Linked DNA regions of Homo sapiens: region 1 is linked to region 2. The links are chromatin contacts, found by Hi-C or POLR2A ChIA-PET in ENCODE. All regions are on one chromosome and are shown on one strand. The core of a region is the stretch at or near the end of the contact, and the rest is flanking DNA. Distances in the headings are between cores, read along the strand shown. Region 1 overlaps LOC107984859 (a long non-coding RNA gene). Region 2 holds the start of TXNDC11 (thioredoxin domain containing 11).

Evidence for each region. Hi-C counts contacts between places; a loop is a spot of excess contacts on that map. ChIA-PET counts read pairs that join two places held with the same protein, here RNA polymerase II (POLR2A). Pooled maps may share reads with other maps.
Region 1: a loop to region 2 is called in a pooled map, with 5 times the contacts of the local background. The contact joins the enhancer-like site here to the promoter of TXNDC11 in region 2. A Hi-C loop is called at or near these places in 6 of 50 pooled maps. POLR2A ChIA-PET finds 5 or more read pairs at or near these places in 2 of 52 experiments (activated T-cell and endothelial cell of umbilical vein).

Annotation. Positions count from the first base shown.
Region 1 is chr16:11,222,524-11,226,154 of GRCh38, forward strand. It overlaps LOC107984859 (a long non-coding RNA gene), which reads left to right. Exons shown (of 4, transcript XR_007064984.1): 3 at 1,578-1,601; 4 at 1,699-2,441. Among named protein-coding and RNA genes, the nearest start is that of SOCS1, 32 kb to the right of the region's middle. RefSeq lists enhancers at 1,932-1,981, 2,462-2,541, 2,972-3,531. Within about 2 kb of position 1,793, at least 20 of the 41 ENCODE cell types and tissues checked have a DNase peak (open chromatin) inside an H3K27ac peak, as active enhancers do.
Region 2 is chr16:11,741,606-11,745,029 of GRCh38, forward strand. TXNDC11 (thioredoxin domain containing 11) reads right to left here and starts at 1,252. Exons shown (of 12, transcript NM_015914.7): 1 at 872-1,252. The coding sequence starts at 1,125. TXNDC11-AS1 (TXNDC11 antisense RNA 1) reads left to right here and starts at 1,409. Exons shown (of 1, transcript NR_186412.1): 1 at 1,409-2,901. RefSeq lists silencers at 700-1,369, 1,232-1,754.

The DNA of each region.
Region 1 (3,631 bases), core at 543-3,042, 520 kb before region 2:
ACTTACTGTATGATTCCATTTATATGAAATGTCCAGAATAGGCAAATCCACAGAAGAAGAAAGTGGATTAGGGTTGGCCGGGCACGGTGGCTCACGCCTGTAATCCCAGCACTTTGGGAGGCCAAGGCGGGTGGATCACAAGGTCAGGAGATCGAGACCATCCTGGCTAACACGGTGAAACCCCGTCTCTACTAAAAAATACAAAAAATTAGCCGGGCGTGGTGACGGGCCCCTTTAGTCCCAGCTACTCGGGAGGCTGAGGCAGGAGAATGGCGTGAACCTGGGAGATGGAGCTTGCAGTGAGCTGAGACGGCGCCACTGCATTCCAGCCTGGGCGACAAAGCGAGAATCTGTCTCAAAAAAAGAAAGAGAGAGAGAGAGAGAAGGAAGGAAGGAAGGAAGGAAGGAATTAAGGAAGGAAGGAAAGAAGGAAGGAAGGAAGAAAGAAAGAAAGAAAGAAAGAAACAAAGAAAAGAAAGAAAGAAAGAAAAGAAAAAGAAAGAAAAGAAAGAAAGGAAAGAAAGAAAGAAAAAGAAAGAAAGAAAGAAAGGAAAGAAAAAGAAAGAAAGAGAAAAAGAAAGAAAGAAAGAAAGAAAGAAAGAAAGAAAGAAAGAAAGAAAGAAAGAAAGAAAGAAAGAAAGAAAGATAGATTAGGGTTTACCAGGGGCTGGGACAAGGGCGGTTGGGCGGGTGACTGCTATGAATATGGGGTTGTATTTTAGGGTGGGGAAAACATTCTGGAACTAGACTGATGGTTATATAACACTGTGAACGTACTAAATGCTACCTAACTGTACTTTAAATTGGTGATTTTTATGTGATGTGTATTTTACCACCTTTTTCTTTCTTTCTTTCTTTTTTGGAGACAGATTCTCACTCTGTCACCCAGACTTAAGTGCAGTGGCATGATCTCAGCTCACTGCAACCTCTGCCTCCCAGGTTCAAGCTATTTTCATGCCTCAGCCTCCCGAGTAGCTGGAATTACAGGTGTGTGCCACCACACCCAGCTAATTATTGTATTTTTAGTAGAGATGGGGTTTCACCACGTTGACTAGGCTGGTCTCAAACTCCTGACCTGAAGCAATTCTTCCACCTCAGCCTTGCGAAATTCTAGGATTACAGGCATGAGCCACTGTGCCTAGATGCCACCATTTGTTTTAAAGTAATTAATGGGGCTGGGTGCAGTGGCTCATGCCTGTAATCCCAGCACTTTGGGAGGCCGAAGCGGGCAGATCACCTGAGGTCAGGAGTTCGAGACCAGCCTGGCCAACATGGTGAAACCCCATCTCTACTAAAAATACAAAAATTAGCCAGGCGTGTTGGCATGCACCTGTAATTTCAGCTACTCGGGAGGCTGAGGCAGGAGAATGGTTTGAACCCTGGAGGTGGAGGTTGCAGTGAGCCAAGATGACGCCACTGCACTCCAGCCTGGGGGACAGGTGAGACTCCATCTCAGGAAAATAAATAAATAAAAATAAATAAATAAAGTAATTAATGGTAAAACAAAAAAAGTTGAACTTTGCTCTGAATCTTCACAGTATGCCTACATGTGGTGCCCTATTTTCTCTGTTTTGCAGGTGGGGAAGCTGAGGCCCAGAGAGGTGAGTGGCATGTCCGAAGCAGCCCAGCGCAGGGTGCGAGGTAGGCAGGGCTGGGCCCCCGGGCCTTCCCTGTGAACCATCTGCCCGCCGGTTGCAGGAGGCAGTTCCTGGAAAGCAAGCGGGCCGAGTTCCTCACAGAGATCAGAAGAGCAACAAGATCTCCAGGCCAGGGCAGAGGTCCCCGCCCTGGATGCTGGTGACACTTCCCCTGGGCGGGAGGGGCTGGGAGCATGCAGATCTCAGCCCTGAACAGCCTGTCCTCTCGCCTCGAGGTTCTTGGTAGGCTGGGAACAGCCTGTCCTGCTGAGCTTCCTGTCACCTCTCTAGCTGCCCACACGCCGCACAGCTGCCACCGCCGGCCCTGGCCCGGGAGAGGGGGGTCTCTGGGGATCTTAGCAGGCCATGGTGGGGGTGTCTTGGGGCCAGCCTGAACTGAAAGACCATCACAGCTTGCAAGCCACCTCCCTGCTCTGTTGCTGGCTCTCCTTGAAGACAAGTGTTTTTCAATTAACCAAAGCGGTGCATGGCAATGTGATAGGGGAATGAAACACAGCAACAGAATCAATGCCCCACGCTGGGCAATAGCCGACTTTCTGTTCGCTCCCATCCCTTCCTTCCCTCCCCGCCTCCTTCCCCTGCTCCTTCCATTCCACAAACATTTATTGAGCACCCGCTGTGTGCCAGCCACTGTTCTAGGCCCTGAAGACACAGAAGTGAACAAAAAAAAAGAGTCCCTGTGCACATCCTGGAGGGACTTTCCCCGTGTGTGTGTGTGTGTGTGTGTGTGTGTGTCTATACAGTGTATGGAGACAGTGGATAATAAAAGCTGTTTATGAGGCACTTTCTCTGAGCTGTTCCATGTGCTTCACTTATACTCATTCAGCTAATCCTCAGGACACCCCCGTGAAGTCAGTGATATTAGTCACAGAGGCCCAGAGAAGTGAAGTGACTTGCCCAAGGTCACACAGCCAGCAAGAGGCCAAGCCCGGATTGAACCCCAGCCGCCTGGCTCTGGAGCCTGCAGCATAACCACAGCAGGGAACTGCCACCGGAGACAGACATCGACAGCCACTAGGAGATGTTAACCAACAGGCTTGTCTTCACGGCACGGCCCCCGCTTCACCAGCTGCACTGTTTGATGAGCTTTGCAGGTCCCAGATCTTATAAGCTCATGGTGATTGATCCAAATGATGCAGAGGTCGGCCTAAAGTTAGAAGTGGGCCCCTCTCTGCCCCAAGACAGCCCTTCACCCCAATTCCATTCCCACAGTTTGGGCATCCACCCAGGCTGCCAAGCCAAGCGGGGGCTGCCCGGGTTAGCAGGGACCTGGCCATGGGCCTCCTCAGCTAGGGGCCGCCTCTCTGAGGAGTGGGTGCCCCGCCCCTCCGTGGGCCGCCTGGTTTCTCTTATTGGCAGCGTCTGTAGTCCCCTGGCTCTGTCACCCGCAGCTATTCTAGGCCTCTGGTTCCTTTCACTTTCTGCTCTGCGTCTTCCTGCCTCGGTGGTTCCCCACCATCCAGCCTGAGACCTCCCCGTTGCCCGCCCTGGGTTTCTGTCTGCTCCTCTCCGTGGTGGCCGGCCCTGGCTCTGCCCCAAAGCCATGGAGAAGGCCAAATGCAGGCTGTAGAAAGGTCTGGGATCAGATCCCCCCATCCTTCCATGGCCACGTGACCGGGCCCGCCTCTTCCCTCTGAGCCTCACATCCTCATCTGAAGAGGGAATGCTGCTCATGCCCACCTTGCGGGGATGTGGGGAGGGGGTGCTGCCAGTGGAGACTCCCAGGGGACCCTCCAGGAGTCTCATCCTGACTCGAGACTGGGCACCTGGTGGGGGCACAGGCCCCCTCTCCCGCCATGGGACCGCCACATCCAGGCTCTCGTGGGTTGAGATGCTGAGGAAAGGAAAGAACAAAACCTGCTGGAGGAGCAGCGAACACGGCCCTCAGCTGGGTGACCTTGGGCAAGTCACTTCCCCTCTCTGGGCCTCAGTTTCCATATCTGTGAATGAGGCAGCTGGACTGAAGAATAGAG
Region 2 (3,424 bases), core at 2-2,501:
CGCCATCGTTTCTATGCCCTGCATAGCACTGAAGCTTTAAAAAATTATATTTACTTGTTCACTGTCCCATCCACTCAAGGGAGCAAAAAGTTCACCCGGACGAGCGTCCGGCACATAGTAGGTGCAGATAAATAATCGTTAGATCAGGCCGGGTGCGGGGCTCTCGCCTGTAATCCCAGCACTTTGGGAGGCCGAGACGGGTGGATCACGTGAGGTCAGGAGTTCGAGACCAGCCTGGCCAACGTGGTGAAACTCTGTCTCTACTAAAAATACAAAAATTAGCCAGGCGTGGTGGCGCGCGCCTGTAATCCGAGCTACTCAGGAGCTGAGGCAGAAGAACCCCTTGAACCCGGGAGGCGGAGGTTTCAGTGAGCCGAGATCGCGCCACTGCACTCCTGCCTGGGACACAATGCGTGACTCCGTCTCAAAATAAAAATAATCGTTAGATCAATGAGTGCGGGAATTCTAAAAGGGGTCTGGAACTCTCGCAAGGTTGTGGATCACTACACCTGAAGCTTAAGGGGAATGAAATCGGTGAGAAATGAGGGTCCTACAGCCCGGGCCGAAGTGACAGGTCCACCCCTAGTGACTCCAACAGGTGAGGAGCACCCCCGACCCGCCTCCCTCGGCACTAAAGCGGGACGATAGGGCGCAGGGCTCCACCCGGAAGCCTCGCCATAATGTCCGCGGGCGGGCCGGGGCGAGGAGAAGGTGGGAAGCCGTGGCCGCAGGTTCCGGGAGGGGTCAGCCGTCCTGGGCAAGGTCAGGCCCGACTTCCCCGGCTGAGGCCGCTGCGACCCGGCCCTGCAGGCTCCAGGCGGCAGAGCAAGGGGAGCGCCCTAGCGGGGCCCCAGGGTCCGGGCCGCCTCACCTGCAGGTGAACTTGAGGGCGAGGAGCAGCGCGCAGCCGAGCGCCACGGCCCCGCAGAGCAGCTCCGGCCGCTGGCGCGCCATGAGGAAGGCGCCACGCAGCCCGCGACGGAGCCGGCCCGCCGAGGACGCTGTGGCCAGGGTCGGGCTCGAGCTGAGGCAGTCTGAGCCCGCGGGGCCGCCGCCGCCCCCTCCCTCGTCCTCGGCGTCCTCGCTGCTGCTGCTGCCGCCGCCGCGGCCTCCGCATTCCGACATTACATGCTCCCAGTCGCCGGCTTTATACCGCCGCCGCCGCCTCGGGCCCGAAGGCCCGGCCCGGCCCGTTGCTCCCCAATCCCGCAGCTCGCCGCACCCGCTAACCCGGACGCTCCACGTCAGCCGCGCCGCCGCCGCGGGGTCCGCCCCACCTCACACCCCAGAGCACGCAGCTCCGCCCACCGCTCACGGAGTCCGGGCGGGCACCGACACCGCCCAAATCCCCGCCCCCAACGGGCCACGCCCTGCACCCTACGTAAATGCACGGAAGCCTTCCCCGCCCGCAGCCCAGTCTTGGCCCCACCGGTCACGACCCCGCTCACGGAGTCTGCGCAGGCGCCGTCGCGGGGCGTGGAGAAGCTGCTCCCTTGGGATAAGGCCCGCGGGGAATACTTGGAACCTTGACACCGCTGTAGTCTGCTCTCGCCGCGCTGGGTTTTAGGAGCCGTAACGACAATAATCGTGTCCACCATTCTCACTACAGGCCCCGAAGCACGTAGGTGCCGTTTTTTATCCCAACTTAACTGAAGAAAAAAAAAACACGGCCGGGCGCGGTGGCTCAAGCCTGTAATCCCAGCACGTTGGGAGGCCAAGGCGGGCAGATTACATGAGACCAGGCGTTCAAGACCAGCCTGGCCAACATGGTGAAACCTCGTCTCTACTAAAAATACAAATATATTAGCCGGGCGTGGTGGCGGGCGCCTGTAATCCTAGCTGCTTGGGAGGCTGAGGCAGAGAATTGCTTGAACCCTGGAGGCGGAGGTTGCAGTGAGTGGAGATGGCGCCACTGCACTCCCGTCTGGGGGAGAGAGAGAGAGAGACTCTTGTCTCAAAAAAAAAAAAAGGACTTGTCCTCCAATGTCAATAACAACAAACTAGACAAATAAAACTTCGAGGGCATTAAGGCAATATGGTGTTATGCCACAAACAGAAGGCACAGCTAACGGCCAGTAGCTGAGACGCCACCTCTGCCACAGGTCAGCTATGTGACCCACGTGCAAATCTCATCACTTCCTGTCTGGTTCTGCTTCTGTGGATGTAGAATGGGGCAATCAATGGCTGTCTTGCTCAATTGGCCAGACATTTAATGTGTCAACCACCCAGGCCCAACATGTTGTGAGTTCATGTACACCGACCATTTTGCTATTTCTTTTCTATATGTCACTTTTTTTTTTTTTTTGGTTGTTTTTTGATACAGGGTCTTGTGTCACCCAGGCTGGAGTGCAATGGCGCAATCATAGCACACTGAAGCCTTGACAACCCCAGCTCAAGCGATCCACCCCCGTCAGCCTCCCAAGTAGTAGGCAACACAGATGTGTGCGACTACGCCCAGCTAATTTTTTTTTTTTGTGGAGACAAGGTCTCTCCATGTTGCCTAGGCTGGTCTTGAACTCCTGGGCTCAAGCGATCTTCCCCCTTCGACCTCCCAAAGCGTTAGGATTATGTAAAAGCATGAGTCACTGCGCCCACCTGTCACATCTTTTTGTTTCTTCTATACTGCCTTATTTTGTAGAAAGTAGCTATTTTCTCGTATAACATTAATTCCTTTATTTTTAACTTGTCCCTCATCTCTGTTTTGTGTTATTATTACCCTTATTATCTATGTTACAAACCCAACCATACAGTGTTAATCTTGTTTTAAAAAGCTGAGAAAAAATATATAGTTACAGAGTTTTTTTAACCTTCTAATTTGCCACTTATACTTCTGTTGATTCCTTTGTGTAGATTAGAGTTACACAATTTATTGCTAAAGAAAATAAATATGGTCAAAAGTCACCAGTGTCCTCATTCACTGTAGCTTGCTGCAACAGAATTTACCCTACACTTCCATAAGACATCTGACATTTGCACAGGGCTTCATAAGGTCCAAAGTACTTTCGTTGTCTGTGGTTTAATCTCACAAAACCCATAGTCCTTTGTGAGCAAATGCAAGGCAGTGTCTTACTGACCAGAAAACCACCCTGGATTAACAAAAGAATGCCTCCTTTCCTCTTCACTTTCTGAGCAACTGGGGCCCTGCTCTGGCAGCAGAATGTTCTCTTTTTTATTTTTTGTAGAGATGGGATCTCACTGTGCTGCCCAGGCTGGTCTTGAACTCCTGGCCTCAAGTGATCCTCCTGCTCTGGACTCCGAGAGTCCTGGGATCACAAGTCTGAGCCACTGCAGCTGGCCCAGAACGTTCTTCTGAAACAATTATAAATTTGTTTCAAAATACACTAGGCCTTTCGGGTCAGGCTGTACTACTTTTCATAGGTTAGGTCAGCCCTAACTCGTCCACACCAACTTGTATCTGAGTTTT